2 separate regions of the Homo sapiens genome follow, and region 2 is linked to region 1. Evidence: read pairs that join two places in POLR2A ChIA-PET (ENCODE). Cell type or tissue: HepG2. All regions are shown on one strand. Links, peaks and the distances in the headings refer to the core of each region. The heading gives the core; the rest is flanking DNA.

Evidence for each region. Peaks named below come from ENCODE experiments on the same cell type or tissue, not always from the same donor. Only the 100,000 strongest peaks of a DNase experiment are listed, where the experiment ranks them.
Region 2: POLR2A ChIA-PET joins it to region 1 with 5 read pairs; 8 of 35 experiments call an interaction of 5 or more read pairs at or near these places.

The regions. Positions count from the first base shown.
Region 1 is chr1:28,337,509-28,354,613 of GRCh38, forward strand. No RefSeq gene overlaps it. Among named protein-coding and RNA genes, the nearest start is that of MED18, 17 kb to the left of the region's middle. In HepG2, for the core only: no CTCF peak of the experiment used is centred there; DNase peaks (open chromatin) are centred at 6,093 and 8,883.
Region 2 is chr1:28,280,888-28,295,687 of GRCh38, forward strand. SESN2 (sestrin 2) reads left to right here. Exons shown (of 10, transcript NM_031459.5): 10 at 1-1,604. Among named protein-coding and RNA genes, the nearest start is that of SESN2, 29 kb to the left of the region's middle. RefSeq lists an enhancer at 9,021-10,015. In HepG2, for the core only: no CTCF peak of the experiment used is centred there; a DNase peak (open chromatin) is centred at 10,184.

The DNA.
Region 1 (17,105 bases), core at 5,038-13,037:
ATTTGCTATAAGTTATCTAATTGAATCCTCTATGATTTTCAGTTTGATCCCATTTTTTTTGCTTTTATAAGCTGTGTAACAATAGAGCTTTTATTTATTTATTTTTTTGAGACAGAGTCTTGCTCTGTCGCCCAGGCTGGAGTGCAATGGCATGATCTCAGCTCACTGCAACCTCCGCCTCCTGGGTTCAGGTGATTTCCAGCTAATTTTTGTATTTTTAGTAGAGAGGGGGTTTCACCATGTTGGCCAGGCTGGTCTCGAACTTCTGAACTCAAGTGATCTGCCTGCCTCAGCCTCCCAAAATGCTGGGATTACAGACATGAGCCACTGTGCCTGGCCTGATATGTACTTGTTACTCTATGTAAATCTAACTCATAACTTCCAACTTGCATATGCTTTCATACTAATAAAAGTATTAGTGTTTAAATAGTGTTTGCTCCATGACAGGTACTTTATTTTTATTATTTATTAATTCATTTATTTTTTGAGACAGAGTCTTGCTCTGTCACCCAGGGTGGAGTGCAGTGGTGCCATCTCGGCTCACTGCAACCTCCTTCTCCCGGGTTCAAGCGATGCCCCTACCTCAGCCTCCTGGATAGCTAGGATTACAGGCATGTGCTACCACGCCCAGCTAATTTTGATTTTTTTTTTTTTTTTTTGAGAGGGAGTTTTGCTCTTGTTGCCAGGCTGGAGTGCAATGATGCAATCGCAGCTCACTGCAACCTCTGCCTCCCGGGTTCAAGCGATTCTCCTGCCTCAGCCTCCCGAGTAGCTGGGATTACAGGCGGCCACCACCATGCCCAGCTAATTTTTGTATTTTTAGTAGAGATGAGGTTTCACCATGTTAGCCAGGATGGTCTTGATCTCCTGACCTTGGGTGATCCACCTGCCTTGGCCTCCCACAGTGCTGGAATTACAGACTTGAGCCATCGCACCCAGCCATGACAGGTACTTTAAATGTTTCAACTCATGTACTTCTCATAACAACTGTATGAGGGTTGTGAGTTGTTATTATTTCCATTTTATAGATGAGGTTATACAGAGAGGTTTCTCAATTTTTTTTTTTTTTTCAGATAGTCTTCTCACTCTGTTGCCTAGACTGGAGCGCAGTGGCACAATCACAGCTCACTGCAGCCTCGACATCCCAGGCTCAGGTGGTCTTCCAACCTCAGCTTCCCAGGTAGCTGGGACTACAGGCATGCACCACCACACCTGGCTAATTATTGCATTTTTTTGTAGAGATAGGGTTTCACCACGTTGCCCAGGCTGGTCTAAAATTTCTGGGCTCAAACAGTCCGCCTGCCTTGGCCTCCCAAAATGGTGGGATTACAGGCATGAGCCACTACAACCAACTTCAAATTTCTTTTTTCTGTTGTCCAAAGTCAGAACTAGTAAGTGGTGGAGCCTGAATTTCAAATCAGGCAGATCATCTCCACAATCTAGACACGTAATCACTGTGTATCCACCATGTTTTATTCATTTAGTCCCTTTATATCATAGAAACCTAGATTGCTGCTGGGTGCGTAGTTCATGCCTATAATCCCAGCACTTTGGGAAGCTCAGGTGAAAGGATTGCCTGAGGCCAGGAATTTGAGACCAGCCTGGACAACATAGTGAGACCCCATCTCTAAAAAAAAAATTTTTTTAAGCTTGGCATGGTGGCACAGGCCTGTAGTCCTAGCCACTTGGGAGGCTGAGGCAGGAAGATCATTTGAGCCCAGGAGGTTGAGGCTGCAGAGCTATTATGGTGTCATTGCACTCCAGCCTCAGGGACAGCGAGACCCTGTATCTATTAAAAACAACAACAACAATAGAAAACAAACCTGGCTGGGCACAGTGGCTCATGTCTGTAATCCCAGCACTTTGGGAGGCCGAGGCAGGCAGATTACCTGTCAGGAGTTTGAGACCAGCCTGGCCAACATGGTGAAACCCCATCTCCACTAAAAATATAAAAATTAGCTGGGCATGGTGGCACACGCCTGTAATCCCAGCTCTTTAGGAGACTGAGGCAGGAGAATTGCTTGAGCCCAGGAGACAGGTTGCAGTGAGCTGAGATTGTGCCACTGCAATCCAGCCTGGCCGATAAAGCGAGACTCTGTCTCAAAAAAAACAAAAACAAAAACAAAAACACCTGAGATTGCCTGCAACTCTTCACTACCATAAAAAATGCTAAAATAAGCAAATTCGTAGATTGTTATAAAAATTCCCCTGGATGACTGGGCGCGGTGGCTCATGCCTGTAATCCCAGCACTTCAGGCGGCCGAGGTGGGTGGATCAACTGAGGTCAGAAGTTCAAGACCAGCCTGGCCACCATGGTGAAACCCTATATCTACTAAAGATGCAAAAAATTGCCGGGCATGTGGCATGCCCCTGTAATCCAAGCTACTCGAGAGGCTGAGGTGGGAGAATTGCTTGAATCTGGGAGGTGGAGGCGGAGGCTGCAGTGAGCTGAGATTGCGCCACTGCACTCCAACCTGGGCAACAGAAAGAGACCTCATCTCAAAAAAAAAAAAAAGACTGGGCTCAGTGGCTCACTCCTGTAATCCCAGCACTTTGGGAGGCCGAGGTGGGCAGATTACCTGAGGTCGGGAGTTCGAGATCAGCCTGACTAACATGGAGAAACCCCGTTTCTGCTAAAAATGCAGTTAGCCAGATGTGGTGGCGCATGCCTGTAATCCCAGCTACTCAGGAGGCTGAAGCAGGAGAATCGCTTGAACCCTGGAGGCAGAGGCTGCGGTGAGCCGAGATCACTCCATTGCACTCCAGCCTGGGTAACAAGAGCAAAACTCTGTCTCAAAAAAAAAAAAGAAAAAAAAATCCCCTGGGCTGTATAGCTATGAGCATGCTCACATTTGCCAACTATTGCAGGTTACTTTTCAGAATGTCTGTAACATTTACTTTCCTATTGCTAGTGAACAAGAACTCATAGCCACATCCTCACCAGTTGGTGTGATGTGGCATGACCCGTCTTTCTAGTTTTTTCCAGTTTGATGGATGTAAAATGGCAGCTCTTGGTTGTTTTGATTTGCTTGTCTCTGGTTATAATTACATTTGAATCTTTTCATTTCTTTCTTTGTATGTAACAGTATATAGACTTTTTTAGTATGTGAAACTAAGGTATCTATATTCTTTGCCCATTTTTTATATTTTATTTTCAATGGTATTGATCTGCAGAACCTTTGTATATTCTAGATATTAATCCTTTGCTTAAAACATTGCAAATATCTTCTCTCAGTCTGTCACCTTTCTGTTAACTTTATCTGTGATGTCATTAATTAAGCAGAGATCCTAAATTTTGACTATATTATGGTTTGGAATCTTGTTCCTTAGTTTTTCTTTTTGAGACAGAGTCTTACTCTTTTGCCCAGGCTGGAGTGAAGTGGTAGGATCTCAGCTCACTGCAACCTCTGCCTCCCGGGTTCAAGCAATTCTCATGCCTCAGCCTCCTGAGTAGCTGGGACTATACGTGCATGCCACCACGCCCAGTTAAATTTTTTTACTTTTAGTAGAGACAGGGTTTTACTATGTTGATCAGGCTGGTCTCGAACTCCTGAGCTCAGGCAATCCTCCCGCCTCAGTCTCCCAAAGTGCTAGGATTAGAGGCATGAGCCACAGCGCCCGGCATAGAATTTTGTGTAGGAAGTCTTCATTTACCCTTAGGGAACAGATTTTCCTTCTTAGCTTTATAGTTTTAACTTTCACATTTAGGTCTTTAATCCATCTGGAGTCTATCTTCTAGGTGGTTTCAAGTAAAAATCCAGCTTTCTTCTCCTTGCAGTGAATTAGTTTTTCTACCACCATCTGAAAAACAATTTTCAGTGCTTTCTGATGCTACCGTTGTTACATATTAGGTTTCCTCGTATATACTTTATTTTTAAGCTCTCCATTCTATTTCATTTTTTATTTCTTTGTTTCAGTGCCCGCAACACAATGTTTTTATTGTTATGGCTTTATAGTAGAGCCATTTCTACCAATAGGGCAGGTACCCTTACCTTTTTGTCCTCTAAAATAGACTTATAGTGTAGTAATATTTCAAAAAATAATAATAAAGAAAAGAAAATAGATCTAGCATCCAGGCATGATGGCTCATGCTTATAATCCTAGTACTTTGGGAGGCCGGGGCAAGAGGATCACTTGAGGCCAGGAATTCAAGACCAGCCTGGGCAACATAGCAAGAACTTATCTCTCCAAAAAAATTTTTTTTGAATTAGCCAGGTGTGATGGCATGCACCTGTGGTTCCAGCTATGTGGGAGGCTGAGGTAGGAGGATCTCTGGAGCTTGGGCGGTTGAGGTTGCAGTGAGCTGTGATGAGATCACTACATTCCAGCCTGGGTGACACATTGAGACCCTGTCTCAACAACAACACAAATATAGACTGGGTTTTCATAGGCCTTTATTCTTTCATATTCATTTTAGAGTAAGTTGTAGATTCTCAACATTACTACTGGAATTTTATTGGAATTTCATTGAATATGTATTGATTAATTTGGAAGAGAACCAACATCTTTTCATGGAACATTTCCTGCCCAGAATTCAGTGTGGCTGGCTTTCTTCACCTTTTAGGTCTCTGCTAAAATGTCAGAGAAGCTTCCCTGACCATCCAGAATTAAGTAGCAAACTCATTCTCTGTCATTCTCTACTCTCTATCCCTTTATCTTTTTTTTTTCTTTTTTATTGAGACAGAGTCTCACTCTCTTGCCCAGGCTGGAGTGCAGTGGCACCATCTGGACTCACTACAACCTCCGCCTCCCGGGTTCAAGCGATTCTCCTGCCTCAGCCCCCCAAGTAGCTGGGATTACAGGCGTGTACTACCATGCCCAGCTAATTTTTATATTTTTAGTAGAGTTGGGGTTTCACTGTGTTGGCCAGGCTGGCCTCGAACTCCTGACCTCAAGCAATCCACTTGTCCCAGCCTCCCAAAGTTCTGGGATTACAGGCATGAGCCACCGCACCCAGCCTCTTTATTTTTTTTCTTTTTTTTTTTTTTTTTTCGAGATGGAGTCTCACTCTGTCACCCACGCTGGAGTGCAGTGGCGCGATCTCGGCTCACTGCAACCTCTGCCTACCGGGTTCACGCCATTCTCCTGCCTCAGCCTCCCGAGTAGCTGGGAGCCTGCCACCATGCCCGGCTAATTTTTTGTATTTTTAGTAGAGGTGGGGTTTCACCTTGTTAGCCAGGATGGTCTCGATCTCCTGACCTTGTGATCCACCCGCCTTGGCCTCCCAAAGTGCTGAGATTACAGGCGTGAGCCACCGTGCCCGGCCTTTTTTTTCATATTACTATCTGACTTTATTATTTTTTATTTTTAATTTTTGTCTTTTGAGATGGAATTTCACTCTTGTTGCCCAGGTTGGAGTGCAATGGCATTATCTTGGCTCACTGCAACCTCCACCTCCCAGGTTCAAGGGATTCTCCTGCCTCAGCCTCCCGAGTAGCTGGGATTACAGGCATGCACCACCATGCCTGGCTAATTTTGTATTTTTAGTAGAGACGGGCTTTCTCCATGTTGGTCAGGCTGGTCTCGAACTCCCAACCTCAAGTGATCTGCTCACCTTGGCCTCTCAAAGTGCTGGGATTACAGGCATGAGCCACCATGCCCGGCCCAATTTTAGTATTATTAGCAAGACTGTATGCTTCCTAAGGAGAGGAGCTGTGTTTTGTAGTATAGCATAATGATTAAGAGCACAAACTTTGGAATCTTAGGTTTAAATCTAAACTCCACTGCATGTATGTTGTTCAAGCTGGGTAAACCTCCGTAAGCCTTAGTTTTCTTGTCTGCAAAATGCATATGATCATAGACTGTTCCTAGAGATTGTTGTAGAGATTAAATGAGATAATCTACTCATTTAGCACAGTGCCTGGGACATAATAATTGATCAATAAATAAATATTTATGCCAGGCACTGTGTTAAATGTTTTATTTAGCAGTGTTCTAAATACTTTTTATTTCTATGAACCCCATAACCCCTACCTAGCTTAGTACTACTCATATAATTGACCTTTCAAATATTTGTTGAGTGAATGAGTGAGTGAACTTGTGAATGCTGACTTGGAGACCAAAAGAATCTTGCCTGTGTAAGCTGGTTTGTCCCAGGTTAACATTCCTCTTCAATGAGGTGGTATGTACGCCATGAGGCTCAGCATCTGTAGTAAGCAGGAGGAAATTGTGGAAAGGGGGTAGCTTTTTGACCATGGCTTTCTCCTTTTTTTTTTTTTTTTTTTTGAGACAGAGTCTCTCTCTGTTGCCCAGGCTGGAGTGCAGTGGCGCAATCTCAGCTGATTGCAACCTCCACCTCCCAGATTCAAGCGATTCTCCTGCCTCAGCCTCCCAAGTAGCTGGGATTACAGGCATGCGCCACCACACCCAGCTAATTTTTTTGTATTTTTAGTAGAGACAGGGTTTCACCATGTTGGCCAGGCTGGTCTCAAACCACTGATCTCAGGTGATCCACCCCCCTCGGCCTCCCAAAGTGCTGGAATTACAGGCGTGAGCCACCATGCCTGGCTTATTTTTTTATTTTATTTTATTTTATTTTATTTTTGAGACAGAGTCTCACTCTGTCACCCAGGCTGGAGAGTAGTGGCACAATCTCGGCTCACTGCAACCTCTGCCTCCCAAGCAATTCTCGTGCCTCAAGCGATTCTCATACCTCAGCTTCCCAAGTAGCTGGGAATGTACCACCATGCTCAGCTAAATATTTTGTATTTTTAGATAAAATTTTTAGACAGGGTTTCGCCTCGTTGGCCAGGCTGGTCTTGAACTCCTGGGCTCAAGCGATCTGCCTGCTTTGGCCTCCCAAAGTGCTAGGATTACAGGTGTGAGCCACTGTGCCTGGCCAGCTGTGGCTTTTTCACTCTGAAGAAGCCATTCACGCTTTAGTACTCTAATTTATTTCTCAGAACTGAAAAAACAAATTTTAAAAAGTTGCTCTAGGTAGCCGGGTGCGGTGGCTCACACCTGTAATCCCAGCACTTTGGGAGGCCAAGGCAGGTGGATCACAAGGTCAGGAGATTGAGACCGTCCTGGCTAACACGGTGAAACCCTGCCTCTAATAAAAATACAAAAAATTAGCCGGGCATGGTTGCAGGTGCCTGTAGTCCCAGCTACTCGGGAAACTGAGGCAGGAGAATGGCGTGAACCCAGGAGGCGGAGCTTGCAGTGAGCCGAGATGGCGCCACTGCACTCCAGCCTGGGCAACAGAGCGAGACTCCGTCACAGAAAAAAAAAAAGTTGCTCTAGGCAAAAATGTTAAAATTTACAACATTTAAGGTCACGGAGAACATGGAGAAAGGAGTACATTTTTGGAGGAAATAAAAATCAATGCCAACTCTTCTTAAGCTCATTTAGCCTAAGAAAATAATTAAGAATTTTCACAAAGGTTTAGTATAAGGATGCTTATCTTAGTGATGTGTGTGATTTAGCAAAAAATGGAAATAATTTTCCATTTTTTATTTATTTATTTTTTTGAGACAGGGTCTCGCTCTGTTGCCCAGGCTAGAATACAGTGGTGCCAACATGGCTCACTGCAGCCTTGACCTCCAGGGCTCAAACAATCCTCCCTCCTCAGACTCCCAAAGTGCTGGGGTTATAGGCGTGCACCACCATGCTTAGCGGAAATAATCTTGATGTCTAATAAAAGGGAATGGAATAATTAAATGAAACTGCACATCCATATAATAAGATACAGCTATACAAAAAGAATTTGTAGAAATGAATTTAATGGAAAAATATCCCAGATAGTTAACTTATTAACTGTGTGGCCTAAGGTAAATTACTTAACTCCTCTGCCTTAGTGTCCTTATCATTAAATGGGATACTAATAGTGCCTTCTTTATAGTGTTATCATGGGGTTTAAATGAGTTATTATATGTAATAACATTTGGGATAGTACCTGGCCTAGAGTAAACATTATATACATATAAATTGTAATTATTGTAAGAAAAGCTTTAAAATAGTATGTTAATATGCTACTTTTTTATAGTACATGTACATAGATATAATGGTATGAAAGTAAATATTTCAAAACGTTAATAAGTGGCTCACACCTGTAATCCCAGCACTTTGGAAGGCCAAGGCAGATGGATCATTTGAGGTCAGGAGTTTGAGACCAGCCTGAGCAACGTAGCAAGACCCTGTCTCTACAAAAAAATACAAAAATTAGGGGGGCATGGTGGTACACACCTGTAATCCCAGCTACTCGGGAGGCTGAGGTGGGAGAATCACCTGGGCTCAGTAGGTTGAGGTTGCAGTGAGCCAAGATGTCGCCACTGCACTCTAGCATGGGTAACAGAGTGAGACTCCATTTCAAACAATAACAACAACAACACACACAAAGAAAACATAAAACAGAGAAAGAGTGTTGCTTTAGTAGGGGAGTAAGGATGTCTGGGATTTTCCACCTTGCCTGTGCCATGCTTGTTAGCCCCTGTGGCCAGTATATGAGTGTGAAGGAGGAGTCAGCCTTCTCCATCTCCTTTGAAAAGTGATCTCCTCTTTTTTCAAATGAGAAAGGATCCCCAGGATGCTTTTAGGCAATGACAGTTTCTTTTTTTTTTTTTTTGAGACGGAGTCTTGCACTGTCACCCAGGCTGGAGTGCAGTGGTGCGATCTCGGCTCACTGCAACCTCTGCCTCCCAGGTTCAAGCGATTCTCCTGCCTCAGCCTCCCAAGTAGCTGGGATTACATGCGCCAGCCACCATGGCCAGCTAATTTTTTGTATTTTTAGTAGAGATGGGGTTTCCCTATGTTGGCCAGGCTGGTCTCGAACTCCTGACCTCAGGAGTTCCCAGCCAACAGTTTCTTGACAGATCAAATATGGGGCCCAAGGATAAAGAACCAACATTTAACTCTAGAGGCAGAGACAGGATGTGAGTCATCACACTGGCCTTTCGTCAAGTTGACTATAATTGTTTCTGTGTTTGTCCTCCGTGGTATGAATATGAACTGACAAGACTAATTTAGAAAAACAAACAAATATATCAGAAGATAAACATTTAAATAAGTAGTTTCCTTCAAAGTATTTATTTTGATAAATGAACACTTTAGCATTGTTCAAGTAATCATTGGATTTTTGGGGTGGGTTGGGGAGATGTCAAACAAATTGATTTCAAAATAGGTTTACGGTACTATTTTAGGTATGGTATTTCTTGAAGAAAAAAAGTATACCCATTACTCTTGCTAGGTTGGCCAGGCTGATCTTGAACCCTGGCCTCAAGTGATCCTCCCACCTCAGCCTTCCAAAATGCTAGGATTATAGGCATAAGCCACCATGCCTGGCCCTAAAATGGGGTTTTTTTTTGTTTTTTTAGATGCAGTTTCGCTTTTGTTGCCCAGGCTGAAGGGCAGTGGCGTGATCTCGGCTCCCTGCAATCTCCACGTCCCGGGTTCAAGTAATTCTCTTGCCTCAGCCTCCTGAGTAGCTTGGATTACAGGTGCCTGCCACCACGCCCAGCTAATTTTTCTGTATTTTTAGTAGAGACCAGGTTTCACCACGTTGGCGAGGCTGGTCTTCAACTCCTACCTCAGGTGATCCGCCCGCTTCGGCCTCCCAAAAAGTGCTGGGATTACAGGCCTGAGCCACCACGCCCAGCCACTTATATTTCTTAGTAATAAAAATCTTGAAACAGAGAAGCATTTGGCCGGGCGCGGTGGCTCACACCTGTAATCCCAGCACTTTGGGAGGCCAAGGTGGGTGGATCACAAGGTCAGGAGTTCAAGACCAGCCTGGCCAAGATGGTGAAACCCCGTCTCTACTAAAAATACAAAAAATTAGCTGGGCATGGTGGCACGTGCCTGTAATCCCAGCTACTCAGGAGGCTGAGGCAGAGAATTGCTTAAACCTGGGGAGCAGAAGTTGCAGTGAGCCGAGATCATGCCACTGCACTCCAGCCTGGGCGACAGAGTGAGACTCCGTCTCAAAAAAAACAAAAACAAAAAAAAAGAGAGAGAAGCAGTTAAATAAATTTTGGCAAACCCATTTGATGGAATATTATGCAGCCATTAAAATTATTATTATTTTAACTGAGTATCTCAGCCTTAAAATGTATTTTGTTTTTTTCTCCTCCTTTCCTTCTTAATCTTTTTTTTTTTTTTTTTTTGAGACCGCATTTCGATCTTGTTGCCCAGGCTAGAGTGCAATAGCGTGATCTCTGCTCACTGCAACCTGTGCCTCCCAGGTTCAAGTGATTCTCCTGCCTTAGCCTCCCGAGTAACTGGGATTACAGGCAGCCACTACCATGCCTGGTTAATTTTTGTATTTTTAGTAGTGACGGGGTTTCACCATGTTGGCCATGCTCGTCTCAAACTCCTGACCTCAGGTGATCCACCCACCTCGGCCTCCCAAAGTGCTGGGATTATAGGTATGAGCCACTGCACCTGGCCTTCCTTCTTAATTTTAAGATGTAGCCTTGAAACCTATTTTAGAATTATCTTCCCTCCCTTTCCCACCTGACACTTTGTTGTACCATGCACACCTATCTGAGTATATGTTCATTTAGAAATTCCAGGGGCTGACCGGGTGCAGTGGCTCATGCCTGTAATCCCAGCACTTTGGGAGGCCAAGGTGGGTGGATCACAAGGTCAGGAGTTCAAGACCAGCCTGACCAACATGGTGAAACCCTGTCTCTACTAAAAATACAAAAATTAGCCAGGCGTGGTGGTGGCGGGCACCTGTAATCCCAGCTACTCATGAGGTTGAGGCAGGAGAATCGCTTGAACCCAGGAGGCAGAGGTTACAGTGAGCTGAGATCATGCCACTGCACTCCAGCCTGGGCAACAGAGCGAGACTCCATCTCAAAAAAAAAAAAAAAAAGAAAAAAGTTCATTCCAGGGGCTGATCTTGAAACTAACCAGGCATGGAGACCCAGCGCTGAATTCTTCCCCATGAGATTACCTCAGTGAGGTTAATCAACAGTCCCGCTGCAGCTGAAATGGGGCCAGCCAGCCAGCACTCCAGGTGGACAATAACTCAACATAGTCATTGGAAAGACACATACAAGCCTGTACCCTGCATCACTCCTGCATGCTTCCCATAGCAGTTTCCATTTTTAAACAACTCCACTTAGCCCCCAAATTGGAGATGCTTTCTTTGTGACTTGAGCCCAGCCATCTCCTCAACTTCTAGAATTTAAATTAAAGCTGCAGGCCAGGCGCCTTGGCTCACACCTGTAATCTTAGCACTTTGGGAGGCCGAGGAGGGCGGATCACTTCAGGTCAGGAGTTCAAGACCAGCCTGGCCAGCACAGTGAAACCCAGTCTCTACTAAAAATACAAAAATTAGCCAGAAATCGCTTGAACCCGGGAGGTGGAGGTTGCAGTGAGCCACGATGGTGCCACTGCACTCCAGCCCGGGCAACAGAGTGAGACTTTGTCTCACTCTTAAATAAATAAGTAAATTAATTAATTAAAGCTGCAGGCCAGGCACGGTGGTTCACACCTGTGATCCCAGCACTTTGGGAGGCTAAGTTAGGAGGATAGCTTCAGCCCAGGAATTCAAGGCCAGCAACATAGCAAGGCCCCATCTGTACAAAAAAAAAAAGGCCAGATGTGGTGGCTCATGTCTATAATCCCAGCATTTTGAAAGGCTGAGGTGAGTGGATTGCTTGAGCCCAGGAGTTTGAGACCAGCCTGGGCAACATAGCAAAACCCTGTCTCTACCCAAAAATTACAAAAAATAGCCAGGCATGGTGGTATGTGCCTGTAGTCCCAGCTACTTGGGAGGCTGAGGTAGGAGGATCTCTTGAGCCTAGGAAGAGGTTGCAGTGAGCCGAGATCATGCCACTGCACTCCAGCCTGGACAACAGTGAGACCCTGTCTCAAAAATAAAACAATAATAAAAAAATTTAGAAGGAATCAATATATCCTACAGTAATGATAGGAAACAATTTACATAGCGAAAACCATGCAACTATTTAAAGTGTTATTGTAGAAAAACTTAATGTATCATGCATATAATCCCAGCTACTTGGGAGGCTGAGGCAAGAGGATCACTTGAGCCCAAGGAGTTCAAAACCAGCCTGGGCAACATAGTGACACATGTGTCTACTAGAAAGAGATACAAAAATGGTTAATAGGTAGTGGGATTATGCATAATTTAATTTTTGTTCATATCGCTTTTTTATAAGTTTTGTTTCTTTTTTTTTTTTTGAGACAGAGTTTTGCTCTTGTTGCCCAGGCTGGAGTGCAATGGCACGATCTCGGCTCCCCGCAACCTCCGCCTCCCAGGTTCAAACAATTTTCCTGCCTCAGCCTCCCGAGTAGCTGGGATTACAGGCATGCACCACCACGCCCAGCTAATTTTTTGTATTTTTAGTAGAGATGGGGTTTCTCCATGTTGAGGCTGGTCTCGAACTCCTGACCTCAGGTGATCTGCCCACCTCGGCCTCCCAAAGTGCTGGGATTACAGGTGTGAGCCACCGCGCCCGGCTATGAGTTTTGTTTCTTTGTATGTTTTTGCGGAAGAGGGTTGAGACAGGGTCCTACTCTCTGGCCCAGGCTGGAGTGCAGTGGTGTGATCATGGCTTACTGTAGCCTCTACCTCCTGAGGCTGGGAGTTCAAGACCAGCCTGACCAACATTGAGAAACCCCATCTCTACTAAAGATACAAAAAATTAGCTGGGGATGGTGGCACATGCCTGTAATCCCAGCTACTACTACTTGGGAGGCTGAGGCAGGAGAATCGCTTGAACCCGGGAGGCAGAGGTTGCGGTGAGCCGAGATCTTCCCATTGTACTCCAGCCTGAGCAATAAGAGCTAAACTCTGTCTCGAAAAAAAAAATACATTTTTGAGGCAATTATGGAACTGTGAATAATAATTGGGTATCATGTGATATTAGGAAACTGGGCCCAAGCAATCCTTCCACTTCAGCCTCTCGAGTAGTTGGAACTACAGGTGCATGCCACCATGCCAACTAGTATTTAAATTTTTCTGTAGAGACAGGGTCTGGCTTTGTTGACCAAGCTGGTTTCGAACTCCTGGGCTCCAGCGATCCTCCCTCCTCAGCCTCCCCAAATTCTGGGATTACAAGCATGAGCCACCTCATCTGGCCAACAGTTTCCTAATATCACATGATACCCAATTATTATTCGCAGTTCCATAATTGCCTCAAAAATGTATTTTTTTTTTCGAGACAGAGTTTAGCTCTTATTGCCCAGGCTGGAGTACAATGGGAAGATTTCGGCTCACCACAATCTCTGCCTCCCGGGTTCAAGCGATTCTCCTGCCTCAGCCTCCCAAGTAGTAGTAGCTGGGATTACAGGCATGTGCCACCATCCCCAGCTAATGTTTTGTATCTTTAGTAGAGATGGGGTTTCTCGATGTTGGTCAGGCTGGTCTTGAACTCCCAACCTCAGGTTATCCGCCTGCCTCAGCCTCCCACAGTGCTGGGATTACAGGCGTGAGCCACCACTGTTGGCCTAAAAATGTCTTTTTATGGTTTGTTTGAGTCAGGATCCACTCAAGGTCAACATGTTACATTTGCTTGTGATGTCTTTGCTTCCTTTTTAAAGTATAACATTTTCCTCCTCTCAATACCAGGAAGCCCATCTTCTTTTGGAGACCCTAGATTATCCTAGTGGCCTCCTGCGGGGAGGATATTGGTGTGGCGAGTGGATGGCAACGGTTGCGCTAGACCAGAAGTTGTAGTATTACTACCTTTTTTTTTTTGAGATGGAAGTCTTGCTCTGTTGCCCAGACTAGAGTGCAGTGGCGCACTCTTGGCTCACTGCAACCTCCACCTCCTGGGTTCAAGCGATTTTCCTGCCCGAGTAGCTCAGATTACAGGCGGCCACCACAGCACCTGGCTAATTTTTGTATTTTTAGTAGAGACGGGGTTTCACCATCTTGGCCAGACTGGTCTCGAACTCCTGACCTCATGATCCACCCGCCTCCGCCTCCTAAAGTGCTGGGATTACAGGCGTGAGCCACCGCGCCCGGCCTTTTTAGTTTGTTTGAGACAGAGTCTCGCTCTGTCACCCAGGTTGGAGTGCAGTGGCATGATCTCAGCTCACTGCAACATCCACCTCCCGGGTTCAAGCGATTCTCCTGCCTCAGCCTCCCAAGTAGGTGGGACTACAGGCACATGCCACCATGCCCAGCTAATTTTTTGTATTTTTAGTAGAGATGGGGTTACACCTTGTTAGCTAGGATGGTCTCGAGCTCCTGACCTCGTGATCCACCCACCTCCGCCTCCCAAAGTGCTGGGATTACAGGCATGAGTCACTACACCCAGCCCCTCCCTCCTCTTGAGGATTCCTTTTGCTTTTCTCCTGTATTGACTTTCCCATTTCCTGTTTCCAGAATTTTATCTAAAGTTACCTGAACTGTATCTTTGTTTGCCCTCCGGTTTTGGTAGACCATATCTGCCAGTAGTTTCTTGTGAAATGATGCATCAGAGGTAAAAATGTTTAGATCTTGTATATCTGATTATGTCTTTACCCACATGTTTGAACGATGGTGTTAATTTTTTTTTTTTTTTTTTTTTTTTTTTTTTGAGTCTCGCACTCTAGCCCAGGCTGGAGTGCAGTGGCGCCATCTCGGCTCACTGCAAGCTCCGCCTCCCAGGTTGACGCCATTCTCCTGCCTCAGCCTCCTGAGTAGCTGGGACTACAGGCGCCGGCCACGACGCCCGGCTAATTTTTTGTATTTTTAGTAGAGACGGGGTTTCACCGTGTTAGCCAGGATGGTCTCAATCTCCTGACCTTGTGATCCGCCCGCCTTGGCCTCCCAAAGTGCTGGGATTACAGGCGTGAGCCACCGTGCCCGGCTGATGTTAATGTTTTAACAAGGTACAGAATCCTAGGTTGGAAATCATCACCTTTCGGAATTTTGAAGGCATTCCTCCCTTCTTTTACTTCAAGTGTTGCCATTGAGAGGTCTAAAGCCATTCTGATCTCTGATCTGCTATGTGGGACTTGTATCTTTTCTGTTTGGAAACTGATAGAATCTTGTCTTTGTCTGCAGGTCCTGACATGTCAGTGGTGAGTCATGATATAGGTTTATTCTCATTCATTGTGCTAGGCACACAGTGGGCCCTTTCAATCTGGAAATTTGTGGAAAATATTTTAAATTATTTTATGATATCTCCTCAACTTTTTTTTTTAGACAGTCTCTGTTGCCAGGCTGGAGTGCAGTAGTGCGATTTTGGCTCACTGAAACCTCTGCCTCCTGGGTTCAAGCGATTCTCCTGCCTCAGCCTCCCGAGTAGCTGGGATTACAGGTGACCACCACCATGCCCGGCTAATTTTTGTATTTTTTAGTGGAGACGGGGTTTCACCATGTTGACAAGGCTAGTCTTGAACTCCTGACCTCAAGTGATTAGCCTCCCTCAGCCTCCCAAAGTGCTGGGATTACAGGCGTGAGCCACTGCGCCCGGCCATAAATAAATATTTAATTAAAATAAATTAAGAAAAAGCTTTCTCTCTGCATTGTCTCAATTTCCTACAAGTTTCTTTCTTCCTTTTTTAAATTTTGCTAAGTGTTTTATAATCACAACAAACTAGTACAGAGAATGCCCTGTACAAAACACAATAAAGGTTCAAAGACCGAGGTGTTCCCTTAGCAAGGCTGAAAATTTCAGTCTCTGGTATTTGGAATTTAGGGTGCAGTCCTTGTTTTTGGATGGATACTGGGTGTGTGGCACAGTCCATGCTTTTAAACAGATTTGAACAGAAGAATGGCCATTTGGCCCAGGTAAAAGCAGATGAAGTGGCTGGGCGTGGTAGCTCACGCCTGTCATCCCAGCACTTTGGGAGGCCGAGGCGGGCGGATCACCAGAGGTCAGGAGTTCAAGACCAGCCTGGCCAACATGGTGAAACTCTGTCTCTACTTAAAATACAAAATCAGCCGGGCATGATGGCGCATGCCTGTAATCCCAGCTACTCAGGAGGCTGAGGCAGGAGAATTGCTTGAACCCGGGAGGTGGAGGTTGCAGTGAGCCAAGATTGCGCCATTGCACTCCAGCTCTGGGCTATGGAGCAAGACTCCATCTCAGAAAAAAAAAGAAAAAAGTAGATGAAATCTCCAAAGCTCATTTCCTTACCTGTAAAATGAGAAATAATAATATAATTAAACTATGATATCAGCCTTTTGGAATGAACATGAGAGTTAAAGGAGATAATAATGTAAACTGCTTAACACAGAGCTCAGAGTAAGCACTTTTAATTTTTAGCTATGATCATGATCTTTTTTTTTTTAGATGGGAGACTCTCTGTTGCCCAGGCTGGGGTATAGTGGTGCAATCTCAGCTCACTGCAACCTCCGCCTCCTAGGCTCAAGCAATTCTCCTGCCTCAGCCTCCTGAGCAGCTAGGACTACAGGCACATGCCACCACGCCCAGCTTTTTTATTTTTTTTTCCGTATTTTTAGTGGAGACAGGCTTTCACCATGTTGGCCAGGCTGGTCTCAAAACTCCTGACCCCAGGTGATCTGCCTGCCTCAGCCTCCCAAAGTGCTGGAATTACAGGCTTGAGCCATCATGCCCGGCCGATCATGACCATTTAAATTTTCATTAAGGTACTTCATGCAGTGCTTGGCACATGGTTGATGCTCAAACCTATAGCTATTGCAATAAGTTACCTACAGTTTCCAACTGCTAGGGTTATGGCTTTGTTATTTATTTTTTAAAAATTGTTAGTGATTAACACGATCTTTAGCCTAGTACCTAGGAACTTGTCTCATCATCTTGGTAACTGACAAGGCCTGGCACCATGCCTGGCATCATGCCTGGCACGTAGTAGGCACTCAGTACATAGCTGTTGAATCATATTAAATTGAAATGAATATCCATTCAGACATTAGCACAAGAGCTGTGTCACTAAATAGCTGTCATTGCAAAATTTACAGACAACAATGACACAGACATGCTTGCATAGTTTGTAAGCCACGATTTCAACTTCCTGCATTGCAGACATCTCAATTAATAATCCCATTCCACTCACATGATCCTTAGAAAGAAAGGGCAAACTAATAGAAATATCTGGTTTAGCAACTAAAAGAATGAGCTCTAGTCTAGGTAGATAGAGGCTTACATCCTGGCTTCAATATCACCTAGTGGGTCAGTTACTTAATCTCTGAGTTTCAGTTTTCTTATCTGTGAGAAGGGAAT
Region 2 (14,800 bases), core at 5,674-13,673, 56 kb before region 1:
CCCACCCTCCCCACGCTGCAGTGGGCTTGTGTGTGATGTGCAGTCCCGAAGCCACACCCTCCCTTTTCCTCACTGGAATGGACAGTTCATTGCACTGACTCTGGGATCTCAGCCCTGCTCCTGGGAGCTGGAAGAGCACTTGGAGATCCTAAGGGACCACACCCTTCCTCCTTCCCCTGCCCACAGAGGCAGAGGGCACAGGAAAGAAGCCGGGCCAAGCTCGGAATTAATGTGCCACAAGTGTTGTGGCCTTCCTGAACTGGGAAGTCCCTGGCTGGCCCCCGGGGGAGAGGGGCAAATGCCTCCGGGACTGACACTCCAGGCAGCTTTGCCTTCTCTCCCCTGTCATTTCCAGATTTCATTACCTCCTACTTGCCATTCACCCATCAATGTGAAAGTCAGGGTCACAGCTGGTCTGTGTGTCCAGTTCCCTAAAAGCCTGTTCTGTTGGGCAGCCTGAGGCTGTTGCCCGAATCCTAGTTCAGTTTTTTGACTTCCTTTGCCCTTTTTCCCTTTTCTCCATGCTTAATGGTGTGAGGCGTCAGGAGAGAGGCCAAGTACATAAAAAAAAAAAAAGCAGATTATCTCTAGAGAGTTTGAGCCTTTGCTGGTCACATTGCCTTCTGAAGAGGAGGGAGTATTAGATTATAAATCCTCTTTATTTTGGTCCTTTATGCTTGAGGTTCCAACCTGGAGCCACAGTGTGTGAGAGGAGGAGGAGAGGGAGAATTCTGTTCTCCCAGAGCTGCACCTGCCTCGCAGAGGCCAGCACCCCACTCTCCTGCCTCCAGTGGCCCTGCCGCAGATGTCTCCCAAAAAGTTGAGCCTTTCTAGATGGCTTAGGTGGCACCATGGCTCAGCAGGAGGGGCGGGAGGCACCAGGGTTCTTGTTTGGACCCTGCCCCTGGGCCATGGCCAGGTGACCATGGCTACATTGCCAAACCTCTGACTGCCACAGCTGCAGACTGAGAGGGTGGGTCTGAGTCCCCACAATGTCTGAAGCTGCCCCTGGGATTCTCAGGCCAACCTGCCAACAGCAAGCGGATTTTCTTGCAAGATCAGGGACCCCATTTCTGCAGCCAGTGTCTCCTGGGTGCCTTCTGAGGACTCCCACCCCCATCCCAGTATCTCATCTGTCCCCTCTCCTGGGGCTTAAGTGGGTTGCTTCCAGGCAGAAGCAGCCAAGGACCGATTCCAGGCACTTTCTGTAGCAAATGACTGTGAATTACGACTTCTCTTGCCCTTCTTCTAGCAGTCTGTGCCTCCTCTCTGACCAGTTTGGAGGGCACTGAAGAAAGGCAAGGGCCGTGCTGCTGCTGGGCGGGGCAGGAGAGGAGCCTGGCCAGTGTGCCACATTAAATACCCGTGCAGGCGCGGAGAAGCAACCGGCACCCCCTTCCGGCCTGAAAGCCCTCCCTGCAAGAAGGTGTGCAGGAGAGAAGAGGCCCCGGCATGGGGATCTGGGTTCTAGAGGGCATGTGATGACTGTAAATGTTCACTGGGTGGGTAGGGAGTGGTATCCAGTGTTCAAGTGCAGAAATCTTTGGCTTTGCTACCAGTTCCATATGATGAGAAATAAACGTTCGCTGAGGTTTTGTTTCATACTCCCTTTTTATGGGCTGTTCTTTCAATTTCCTGAAGGTCATGGTTCACCTTGTAGCATAGGCAGAGAGCTGTGATTGCATCATGGGCCTGACCTGATAGCCCCTGCCCTGCCGAGAACTTGTGCCCAGTGATTGTAGGTTGGGACTGTTGGCACTGAAAGTCTACTTGTCCCTTGGACATCCAGTCCTGTCACCCTTCTGCGGCTGCCCTGGCACTGTGGAGTAATAATGACCATGGTGTTTTTCTAAGCCTGGCCATGGGCTGGGTACTTGGAGACCATTCCTCTGAATTTGCAGCAATCCTGTAGGAGAATTGAGACGGGTGAACTGACGTTGTTGAGGCCACATGGCTAATCGGTGGGGGAGCCAGGATTCCCCCCTGCTCTGCTTGACCCTGAGGCCTTGACATTTTACCTTGCTGTTTTGCCCACTACTGGACTTCCCCTGTGACAAAGAGGCTGTTTGAATCTGGAAGGACCCCCTTGTGTCCCCAACCCCACCACATTATGATTACCTGCTTCTCATCCTACCGCCTCCAGCACCAAGGAGACAACGCCAGGAACAAAGAGGTGCAACCCCCAAGCTGTGCCAGTGCCGTTTATGGCTGTGTGACCTTGGTCAAGCTTCTTAACTTCTCTGGGTACCAGGAACTAGTTAGCTTACCAGGAAAACCACATCATGTAAGAGCTAAGACCACTCCCGCGGGCTTCCTACTTCCTATAAATACCGCTGTCAGAACACTAGGTCTCTTCCAGGCAGCCTCCCCTAGTGGACTTTGTGTTCCCCTTCCCCTTGAGGTATCTGTTCATTTTCGCAGGATTCCTATACACTTCCCCTTCCTCTAGAGTCATTTGAGAGGGTGTGGGAGAAAGTGAATCACACTTGGAGTACAAAACCTGGATTCTGGTTCTGATTGAGCCACTCACTATATCGCTGGGGAGATTGATTAATTTCCCTGTGCCTCAAGTTTCCTCAGCCATAGAAATGGGGATAAAAGTTTTCCATTTCTTTTCCAGTTGGCATGCATTGGGTGTTTGTTTGAGATGGAGTCTCGCTCTGTCACCCAGGCTGGAGTGCAGTGTCACAATCTCGGCTCAACTGCAACCTCCATCTCCCAGGTTCTAGCAATTCTCCCACCTCAGCCTTCCTAGTAGCTGGGATTACAGGCACATACCATCACGCCCGGCCAATTTCGGTATTTTTAGTAGAGACAGGATTTCACCATGTTGGCCAAGCTGGTCTGGAACTCCTGAGCTCAAGTGATCCACGTGCCTCAGCCTCCCAAAGTGCTGGGATTACAGGCATGAGCCACTGCGCCCAGCCTATGTGGCATGCATTGAGTGTGACTGTTGCCAAATGTTTTCAAATTTAATCTCCCAATCTTCACAACAACCCTGTGAGGAAAGGGTCTGTTCCCATCCTATAGATGTGGAAATGGAACCTCAAATGAGAATCTGGGGAACACCAATTTAACAGACAGACCCAAATTCAAATTCCAGCTTTGACATTTAATGTCTGTCCGATCATGAGCAAGTTGCTTCAATACTCCCTCCTCAATTTCCTTATCTATGGGATGGAATTAATACCTAAGGTTACAAGAGGGTTGTGAGGATTAAATAATGCATAAAAACCACCTAGCACAGTTCAGGTACCTGGCATCTAGCATTCGCAAGCTGTTCAGGATTCAGAAATTTGCCCAAGCTCATGCGACTGAGGTAGAATTTGAATCCTTCTCATTCTGATTCCAGAGTTCTTTGTATTGCTTTTTTTTTTTTCTTTTTGAGATGGAGCTGGAGTGCATTGGTGTGATCTCGGTTCACAGCAACCTCCCCAGGTTCAAGTGATTCTCCTGCCCCAGCCTCCCCATGTTGCCAAGGGTGGTCTTGAACTCCTTTGCCATGTTACCGAGGGTGGTCTTGAACTCCTGGGCTCAAGCGATCTGCCCGCCTCAGCCTCCCAAAGTGCTGGGATTACAGGTATGAGCCACCATGCCCAACCCTGTATTGCATTATTTTTGTCTCCAAAGTGCCTAAATCCTCAATATGCATTTAAAAAAAAATAATGGCTGGGCACGGTGGCTTACGCCTGTAATCCCAGCACTTTGGGAGGCCAAGGCGGGTGGATCACGAGGTCAGGAGATCCAGACCATCCTGGCTAACACGGTGAAACCCCAACTGTACTGAAAATACAAAAAAAAAAAAAAAAAAAAAAAAAAAAAATTAGCCGGGCGTGGTGGCGGGCACCTGTAATCCCAGCTACCCAGTATTATTTAATCCTCACAACCCTCCTGTAACCTTAGGTATTAATTCCATCCCACAGATAAGGAAATTGAGGAGGGAGTATTGAAGCAACTTGCTCATGATCAGACTGATATTAAATGTCAAAGCTGGAATTTGAATTTGGGTCTGTCTGTTAAATTGGTGTTCCCCAGATTCTCATTTGAGGTTCCATTTCCACATCTATAGAATGGGAACAGACCCTTTCCTCACACGGTTGTTGCGAAGATTGCGAGATTAAATTTGAAAACATTTGGCAACAGTCACACTCAATGCATGCCACGTAGGCTGGACTACAGTCCCAGCCTGTAGGCAGGAGAATGGCGTGAACCCAGGAGGCGGAGCTTGCAGTGAGCCAAGATTGCGCCACTGCACTCCAGCCTGGGCGACAAAGGGAGACTCCTCTCAAAAAAAAGAAAAAAAAAATCATGTTTATTAGGCTGGACCTGATGGCTGACACCCATAATCCCAGCACTTTGGGAGGCCGAGGCAGGCGGATCATTTGAGGTCAGGAATTCAAAACCAGCCTGACCAACATGGTGAAACCCCGTCTCTACTCAAAATACAAAAATTAGCCAGGTGTCGTGGTGGGCGCCCGTAATCCCAGCGCCATTGCACTCCAGCCTGGGTGACAGAATGAAACTCTGTCTAATAAATAAATAAATATTTTTAAAATCATGTTAAATTTGCAAATGGAGTTGAAAACTCAGCTTCAGACTGGATCTAATGAATCTATTTTAGACTTCTGTAGCCTGCAACTCAAGACCTGTGCACATCTACCCAGGTTGGAATTTGCAGAAGGTTGTCGGTAGCTCAATTCTTTTTCTTTTTTTTTGTTTGCTTGTTTGTTTTTGTTTTTGTTTTTGTTTTTAGACAGAGTCACACTCTGTCGCGCAGGCTGGAGTGCAATGGTGCGATCTTGGCTCACTGCAACCTCTGCCTCCCAGGTTCAAGTGATTCTCCTGCCTTACCTCCTGAGTAGCTGGGATTACAGGCGCCCAACACTGCGCCCAGCTAATTCTTTTGTCTTTTGGAACCATGCTTGATTTGAGAACTGGTGAGAGTGAGTAGAAAAAGGAGCCGGGGCTGGGCATGGTGGCTCAAGCCTGTAATCCCAACACTTTGGGAAGCCAAGGCAGGTGGATCACCTGAGGTCAGGAATTTGAGACCAGCCTGACCAACATGGTGAAACCCTGTCTCTACCAAAAATTCAAAAATTAGCCGGATGTGGTGGTGCATGCCTGTAATCCCAGCTATTTCAGGAGGCTGAAAGAGGAGAATCGCTTGAACCTGCGAGGCAGAGGTTGCAGTGAGCCGGGATCGCGCCATTGCACTCCAGCCTGGGTAACAAGAGTGAAACTCCTTCTCTCCCCGACCAAAAAAAAAAAAGCCAAGTGAGTCTCCTCCAGCAGGTTGCAAACATTCACCAGAGCCCTAGAGCAGGTGGATTAGAGAAGTAGTTCACAGACTGTTTTGTGCCTTAGAATCTCATTAGAGAACCAGTGGTTGGAGGCAGAGCTCAGCAATCTGCATCTTTAATAGCTTCCTTGGTATGAGTTCTTTGAACAGATGTTATGGTTCTAATGTGTCACATGTCCTGGAGACTTAGCAGTGAAGGAGACAGACATGGTTCCTGCTTTCTTGGGATTTACTGTCAAGTGAAAGAGACAGACCTTAGACCGTTATGCAACTAATTATTTTTTATTTTTTTTTTTAATTTTTTTGAGATGGAGTCTCACTCTGTCAGCCAGGCTGGAGTGCAGTGGTGTGATCTTGGCTCACTGCAGCCTCCGTCTCCTGGGTTCAAGCGATTCTCCTGCTTCAGCCTCCTGAGTAGCTGGGATTACAGACATGCGCTACCATGCCTGGCTAATTTTTGTATTTTTAGTAGAGACGGGGTTTTACTATGTTGGCCAGGCTGGTCTCAAACTCCCGACCTCAGGTATCCACCTGCTTCAGCCTCCCAAAGTGCTGGGATTACAGGCGTGAACCACCATGCCTGGACAAATTATTTAAATTACAATTTTGATTGGCACCTCAAAGGGAAAATATGAGGTGCTGTGAGGGCATTCACCACCTAGCAGGAGAGCCTTTTCTTCCAAGGAAATATGTTGGACTTTTGCAGAAGCTCCAACACATCCAAGAACAGCAATTTCCCATGCACTGAAGCACCTTCTTGAAATCTCAGGGCTCCATGGAACAGAGTTCGAAAACTGCTCATTCATATTCCTCTGTAGTGGATGCTGTCATGTGCTACCCAGACTATGGCACTCGTTTTCCCACATCTCCCACTCCATCAAGTTGCTGAAGAATTTCAGCTGAGTCTCTCTCTGGCCACTATCCTGAGTTGAAGGGAGCCACTTAGCTCATGGTTACGCCTCCTTCCAGCAGTCTGCCTCCAATGACTGGTTGATGGGAGAGAAGAGTACAGAGGCCCGGACCCTCAGCCTCCATTTGAAACAACTCTGAAGGATTATCCCAGCTTTATTGTACCCCTTAGGATCAGATGAATCCTCCATTGCAGCAGCATTGCAGCCCAACTTCTGCCCAGTTATGCTTCTCACTGTCCTGTAATATGATTCCCCAGTAAACCCTCTGTAGGCAAATCTCCATCTCAGTCTCCTTAAAAGAGTACTTAAAACACTCTCTTATTACAGATGGTTAAAATAAGGACCAGAGTGGGGAAATGACCTACCTGAGGTCTCACAAGCCTGAACCTTCAGATCCTCTTCATAGTCTGTCACCACCCTGTGCCACAGTCCTACAACTTCCTGCTTTGACTTGCCCTGCCTGAGGCTAGAGGCAACAGCTGTAGTGGCCAGAATAGGTTCTCACTCCAATGGCTGGAGACCTTGGACAAGTCAATTCCCCTCTCTGGGGAGGTTAAGTATTGCCTGAGTTCAACATCTTCTCTCAAGTCTACCTCTGTGCAATGTGCCTGGTCCTGAGAAAAACCATGTCTCAGCTGGTGATGGCAGCAGAAATTCCTTCCGCCCATGTTTGAATCACCTCTGACCTCACAGTTGGATTATATTTGGAGTGGTGGTGGGGAGCTTTGAGTTCTGTCCCATTTCTGAGTTTCCAAACTCACATTTCAAGAAGGAACCTCTTTTCTTTTTCTTTCCCTTTTTTTTTTTTTTTTTTTTTTGAGACAGAGTCTTGCTCTGTCACCCAGACTGGAGTGCAGTGGCATGATCTCGGCTCACTGCAATCTCCGCCTCCCAGGTTCAAGCAATTCTCCTGCCTCAGCCTCCCGAGTAGCTAGGATTACAGGCGTGTGCCACCACGCCCGGCTAATTTTTGTATTTTTAGTAGAGACAGGGTTTCACCATGTTGGCCAGGCTGGTCTCGAATGCCTGACCTCGTGGTCCACCCACCTCGGCCTCCCAAAGTGCTGGAATTACAGGCATGAGCCACTGCGCCCAGCAGGAAGCTCTTTTCTTTGTTCATGCCAACATTATCAAGTACTTTATTGTGTCCCAGCCCCTGCTCATGCTGGCAGTACAGCAGTGAATAAGACAGACAGCTGTGGTCCTCATGGGCCTATAAACCCCAGTGGGAAAAATGAACATCACACAAATTCTTTTTTTTCTTTTTTTGAGATGAAGTCTCACTCTGTCACCTAGGCTTGAGGGCAGTGGCACAATCTCTTCTCACTGCAACCTCTGCCTCCTGGGTTCAAGCGATCCTCCCACCTCAGCCTCCTGAATAGCTGGGATTACAGGCGTGTGCCACCACGCCCGGCTAGCTTTTTGTATTTTTAGTAGAGGCAGGGTTTCACCATATTGGCCAGGTTGATCGTGACCTCAAGTGATCTGCCTGCCTTGGCCTCCCAGAGTGCTGGGATTACAGGCGTGAGCCACCACGTCCAGCTCGTCACACAAATTCTTGTGATAAGCCCTGGGGAAAGAAAGAGCACAGGGAGCTATGAGAAAGTACAGCCTACCCTGGACTTGAAGGATAAGAAAGGATCGGCCAAGGATGAGAGGGGAGAAAAGAGCATGGAGCAAAGATAACTTCTGGCAGAGGAAACAGCATGGGGAAAGGATTTGAAGCAGGAAGGAGAAGGCAGCCTTGTAGGGACAGAAGGAGCTGGGAGAACATAAGAAAGGCTGAGGCTGAGAAGAAAGCCCCAGGGCAGATCTAGCAGGACCTCACAGGGTACATCAGGAATTTTGGACTTTACCCTATGGGCAATGGGAAGTCTTCAAAGGAAATTTTGCTGTTTATTACAAAATAGTTTGTATTTATTAGAAGAAAGAGTGGAGAAAGTAGTAAGGCTTATTTAGGAACTTCTTTGTGCCAAGTAGCCCATGAAGTACATCACAGGCATGTTTTTCGTTTTTGTTTTAGTTTTTTTTTTTTGAGACAGGGTCTCTCTCAGTGGCACCATCACAGCTCACCGTAGCCTCGACCTCCTGGGCTCAAGCCATCCTCCTGCCTTAGCCTCCAAGTAGCTGGGATTACAGGTGCAAATTACCATGCCTGGCTAATTTTTTATTTTATTTTTTGCAGAGACGTTGGTCTTGCTATGTTGCCCAGGCTGATCTTGAACTCCTGTGCTCAAGCAATCCTCCTGCTTTCTCCTCCCAAAGTGCTGAGATTACAGGCGTGAGGCACCACACCCAGCCCGGCAGGATCTTATTTAATTTTCACTGCCGCACTAGATAGTAGAGCCCACTATTAGCTCCTTTTTTTTTTTTCCCAGATGGAGTCTTGCTTTGCTGCCCAGGCTGGAGTGCAGTGGAGTGATCTCGGCAACCTCCACCTCCCAGGTTCAAGCAATTCTCCTGCCTCAGCTTCCCAAGTAACCAGGATTACAGACGCCCACCACCACGCCCAGCTATTTTTTGTATCTCAGTAGAGATGGGGTTTCGCCATGTTGGCCAGGCAGGTCTTGAAACTTCTGACCTCAGGTGATCTGCCCAACTCGGCCTCCCAAAGTGCTGGGATTACAGGCATGAGCCATCACGCCCAGCATTTTTTTTCTTTTTTTTTTTTTTTGAGACGGAGTTTCGCTCTTGTTGCCCACACTGGAGTGTAATGGCACAATCTCGGCTCACCGCCACCTCTGCCTCCTGGGTTCAAGCGATTCTTCTGCCTCAACCTCACAAGTAGCTGGGATTACAGGCATGTGCCAACACACCCAGCTAATTTTGTATTTTTAGTAGAGATGGGTTTCTCCATGTTGGTCAGGCTGGTCTCGAACTCCCGACCTAAGGTAATCCGCCTGCCTCAGCCTCCCAAATTGCTGGGATTACAGGCCTGGCCTTTTTTTTTTTTTTTTTTTTAAGATGGAGTTTCGCTCGCTCTGTCGCCCAGGCTGGAGTGCAGTGGTGCGATCTCGGCTCACTGCAACCTCTGCCTCCCGCGTTCAAGTGATTCTCCTGTCTCAGCCTCTCGAGTAGCTGGGGCTACAGGCGCCTGCCACCAGGCCCGGCTAATTTTTATATTTTTAGTAGAGATGGAATTTCACTATGTTGGCCAGGCTGGTCTTGAACTCCCGACCTTGTGAGATGCACCCACCCCGGCCTCCCAAAGTGCTGGGATTACAGGCATGAGCCATCGCACTTGGCCTTTTTTTTTTTTTTTTTTTTTGAGATGGAGTCTTGCCCTTTCACCCACGCTGGAGTGCAGTGGCGCAATCTTGGCTCACTGCAACCTCTGCCTTCCAGGCTCAAGCCATTCTCCTTCCTCAGCCTCCCGAGTAGCTGGGATTACAAGCACGTGCCACCACCCCCGGCTAATTTTTGTATTTTTAGCAGAGACCAGGTTTCACCATGTTGCCCAGGCTGGTCTAGAACTCCTGAGCTCAAGCGATCCACCCACCTCAGCCTCCCAAAGTGCTGGGATTACAGGTGTGAGCCACCGTGCTCAGCCTATTATTTCCATTTTAAAGTGGATCCCAAACACCACCCAGAGGATCCATCTTCCTTCTTTAACCCTTACAAAGTGCTTCTGTTTTCTGAGGCATTTTTTTTTCTAAAATTATAATCATTTGTGTGGCTTCGTCATCTCCCCATTCAATTGGGGGTCCCAGGAAGGCAGGGATTTTTGTCTGGTATGTTCTCTACTGCATTTATCTCCAGAGCCTAGCACAGGGCCTGACATGTAGCAGGGGTTGAAGAAATAGGTGTGGAATACATGCTTGTATCCACCAGGATACCTGGGCTAGTTCTGGGCCCAGGTGGCAGTGCTTAAGAAACAATAGCCTCCTGCTGCTGTGGACATGGCCTCTGCTCTGGCTGTCTCTCCCTGCCTGGTTGTCTGTTAAATGGCCAGCTCTCAGATACTCAGCACCAGTCTGGTGTCGGGGAAAGAGCTTGGACTTTGGAACCAGACAAATGAGGCTCAAATCTGAGTGCAAAGCCATCTGGAATGAGGCAGAATTTAAATAAACAAGATCAAGTACCCGTATGGCTCTTGGTAACTTCCTTTAATTTCTTCATCTATAAAATGGGAACATTACCATCTACATAAAAAAAAATTATTGCTGGGCACGGTGGCTCATGCCTGTAATCCCAGCACTTTGGCAGGCTAAGGCAGGTGGATCACTTGAGGTCAGGAGTTTGAGACCAGCCTGGTCAACATGGTGAAACCCCCGTTTCTATTAAAAATACAAAAATTAGCTGGACTTGGTGGCAGGCACCTGTAGTCCCAGCTACTTGGGAGTCTGAGGTGGGAGAATAGCTTGAACTTGGGAGGTGGAGGTTGCAGTGAGCTGAGATGGCACCATTGCACTCCGCCCTGGGAGACAGAGTGAGACTCTGCCTTAAAAAAAAAAAAAATTGTCAGAATCAAATGAGAAAATGTTGGATTCCATAGGCCAGGCTTTAAAAAGAGAAAGAGAAAATGATTATAAAGTGCCTGTTTAGTTAAGTTCTTCTTTTCAGCAGAAGACAGAGTCAGTACCATTTTCTTAGATTCAAAGCCACAGGTTCCTCATCTATGAAATGGGAGTTGTGAGATAAAAGATAGTATAGAATTCCCACAACCTGGAATGCTCTTCTCCAGACAAGCTCTTTCTAAACCTGCAGTTTCACCTTTAACATCGTCTCATCAGAGAGTTCGGACCTGACCCCTGTTTCTCAGCCTCACCCTGCCCCTTCCCATTTCTTTTCTCTTCAACACGTTTCATAATCTTTATTGTTTCCTGCCTGTCTCCATGTTCACCGTTGTATCCCAATGTCTACCATATGCTAGCATAAGTGCTCAATAAATGTTTGTTGTTTTCATTACATTTTTTTTCTTCCCGTTTATTTTAGGTTCAAGGAGTCATTAAATATTTTGGCGGCAGAGTGGAGTGGCTCACACTGGTAATCCCAGCACTTTGGTAGGCTGAGGTGGGAGGATCGCTTGAGCCCAGGGGTTCAAGACCAGCCCCTGGTCTTGAATGAGACCCAGACTCTACAAAAAATAGAAAAATTAGCTGGAGGTGGAGGCACGTACCTGTAGTCCCAGCTACTTGGGGGGCTGAGGTGGGAGGATCGCTTGAGCCTGGGAGGTCGAGGCTGCAGTGAGCTGTGATTGCACCACTGCACTCCAGCCTGAGTGATGGAGTGAGACCATGTCTCAATATCTAAATATACACATACATATATAAATATAAATATATATATATATATATATTTTTTTTTTTTTGAGATGGAGTCTTGCTCTGTCGCCCAGGCTGGAGTGCAGTAGCACTATCTCAGCTCACTGCAAGCTCCACCTCCCGGGTTCATGCCATTCTCCTGCCTCAGCCTCCCTAGTAGCTGGGACTACAGGCGCCTGCCACCACGCCTGGCTAATTTTTTGTATTTTTAGTAGAGACGGGGTTTCACCTTGTTAGCCAGGATGGTCTCGATCTCCTGACCTTGTGATCCGCCCATCTTGGCCTCCCAAAGTGCTGGGATTACAGGCGTGAGCCACTGCGCCTGGCCTATATATATATATATTTTTTTTTAATCACTTATTTATGAGCCAAGACTGTTCTAGGCAATCCTAACCACAATCCTGAGACATAGGCAAAGTGAGGATTTTACCAATTTTTAGCTATGAAAGCTGAGGTCTAGCAATATTAACATTGCCCAGACATGTCCCAAGCAAATGAGCAGGAGTTCTAAACTCTCCAGAAAGTGCTCTTTCCACCCACCCTTCCACTGCCTTCCAAGGGAAGGAGCACTGCAGGCCCAGGTACTAGTCCAGGCACTGTCTTAATTTGTGGCTTTAAGATGTAAACAAGTCACTTCTTTCCCTGAAGGAAAATGTTAGTTTCCCCATCTCTAAAATGGGGAGAATCTTTGACCTGATCAGTGGTTAAGAATCAGCTGAGTTGACTGACATGTTGTGGTAAATTAAAAAATAATAATAAATTTTTTTTTAAAGAATCAGCTGAAATAATAGGCTGAAAGCATTTAATAAACTGAAATGCACTCACTTATGGAGGAGGTTTGTTTGTTTTTGAGACAGGGTCTCATTCTGTCGCCAAGGCTGGAGTGGCACGATCTCCTCTCACTGCAGCCTCCGCCTCCCAGGTTCAAGCAATTCTCAAGCTTCAGCCTCCCAAGTAGCTGGGATTACAGGTGTGCGCCACTATGCTCCACTAATTTTATATTTTTAGTAGAGATGGGGTTTCCCCATGTTGGCCAGACTGGTCTTGAACTCCTGATCTCAAGTGATCCACCCGCCTTGGCCTCCCAAAGTGCTGAGATTACAGGCGTGAGCCACTGCACCCTGCCGATGAAGGAATTTTTAAATATTAATATGCAGAATGAACATTCTTCCCAGAAGACACTGTGGGCTGGGGAAGCCAGGGAAGTTTCCTAGAAGTGGTGGCATTTCAGCTGGGCCTCCGGTGCTCCTGGGTAAGAATTTGGGGAAACAAATCTCAGAGCCAAAGTCACTGACCAACCAAAGAAGAACCCTCTAAGCCTCTTTTCCTGTTTCACATTGATATCTTCCTCCAATCTGCATTTCCCTGCCGCAATTTATTTTTTCCTTTCAAACCAAATTTATACAGTAGAATCTGCATATAATAAAATGCACACTTTTTTTTTTTTTTTTGAGACAGTCTCACTCTGTCACCCAGGCTGGAGGGCAGTGGCATGATCTTGGCTCACTGCAACCTCTGCCTCCCGAGTTCAAGCGATTCTCCTGCCTCAGCCTCCCTAGTAGCTGGGATTAACAGGCGACCGCCACCACGTCTGGCTAATTTTTTGTATTGTTAGTAGAGCCGGGGTTATACCATGTTGCCCAGGCTGGTTTCAAACTCCTGAGCTCAGGCAATCCGCCCGCCTCAGCTTCCCAAAGTGCTGGGATAAAAGGCGCGAGCCACCGTGCCCGGCCAAAACGCACTCATTTTAAATGCAGACATTTCCATGAGTTTTGAGAAAAGCATACGCCTATGCAACTACCATCCAAATCTAATTTCCTTGTGCTCCTTTGCAGTGAATATCCCATCCTGCTTTCTGGCCCCAGGCACCCACTATCAGCTTTCTGTTATTACAAATTAGTTTTGTTTTTGTTTTTGTTGTTATTCTTAATCCATTTAATTCTTTAGCAGATGACAAAGTTTTGCATTCAAAAATTAGCTTTTAAGTTTAGAACACAAACATAATGCAACAAAATGTATTAATTCACTAGTCTTAAGACAATATTGTCATTGTGGAGTGTTTGCTAATGAATGCAGAGGTCATTAGATAAATTGACAGTAACCTATTGAAGAAAAGAACTATAATAATCATAATTTACACATTTACTGAAGAGAGTTTGACCATTAATAAAAATTATACCTACACATCGGGTGTGGTGGTTTACATCTGCAATCCCAACTACTCAGGAAGCTGAGGTGGGAAAACTGAAGCTGACCCCAGGAGTTCCAGAAAAGCCTGGGCAATGTTGCAGGATTCCATTTCAAAAAAATTATACCGCACTTTGGGAGGCCGAGGCAGGTGGATCACAGTCGGAATTTGAGACTAGCCTGACCAACATGGAGAAACCCTGTCTCTACTAAAAATATAAAATTAGCCGGGTGTGGTGGCACATGCCTGTAATCCCAGCTACTTGGGAGGCTGAGCCAGGAGAAATCGCTTGAACCCAGGAGGCGGAAGTTGTGGTGAGCCAAGATCGTGTCATTGCACTCCAGCCTGGGCAACAACAGCGAAACTCCATCTCAAAAAAAAAAAAAAAATTATACCACACTTTGGGAGGCCAAGGTGGGTGGATCACCTGAGGTTGGGAGTTCGAGACCAGCCTGGCTAACAAGGTGAAACCCCGTCTCTACTAAAAATACAAAAAATTAGCCGGGCGCGGTGGCAGGCGCCTGTAGTCCCAGCTACTCGGGAGGCTGAGGCAGGAGAATGGCGTGAACCCGGGAAGCGGAGCTTGCAGTGAGCCGAGATTGCGCCACTGCAGTCCGCAGTCCGGCCTGGGCGACAGAGCGAGACTCCGTCTCAAAAAAAAAAAAAAAAAAAAAAAAAAAAAAAAAAAAAATTAGCCGGGCGTGGTGGCACATGCCTGTAATCCCAGCCACTCAGGAGGCTGAGGCAGGAGAATAACTTAAACCCAGAAGGCGGAAGTTGCGGTGAGCTGAGATTGTGCCATTGCCCTCCAGCCTGGGCAATAAGAGCAAAACTCTGTCTCAAAAAAAAAAAAAAAATTATACCTAAAAAACTTACAATAAGTACATAGATAACGTGATCACTTCTTGAGAAATGATGACATATAAATGGCAATATTTTCTATTAACAAATATTTGTTATTATTCTTATTTTTTGAGACAGGGTCTCACTCCACCGCCCAAGCTGGAGTGCAGTGGCACGATCATGGCTCACTGCAGCCTCAACCTCCCTAGCTCAAGTGATCCGCCCACCTTGGCCTCCCAAAGTGCTGGGATTACAGGCCTGAGCCACCACACCTGGCCTCATTGTGTAATCTTTT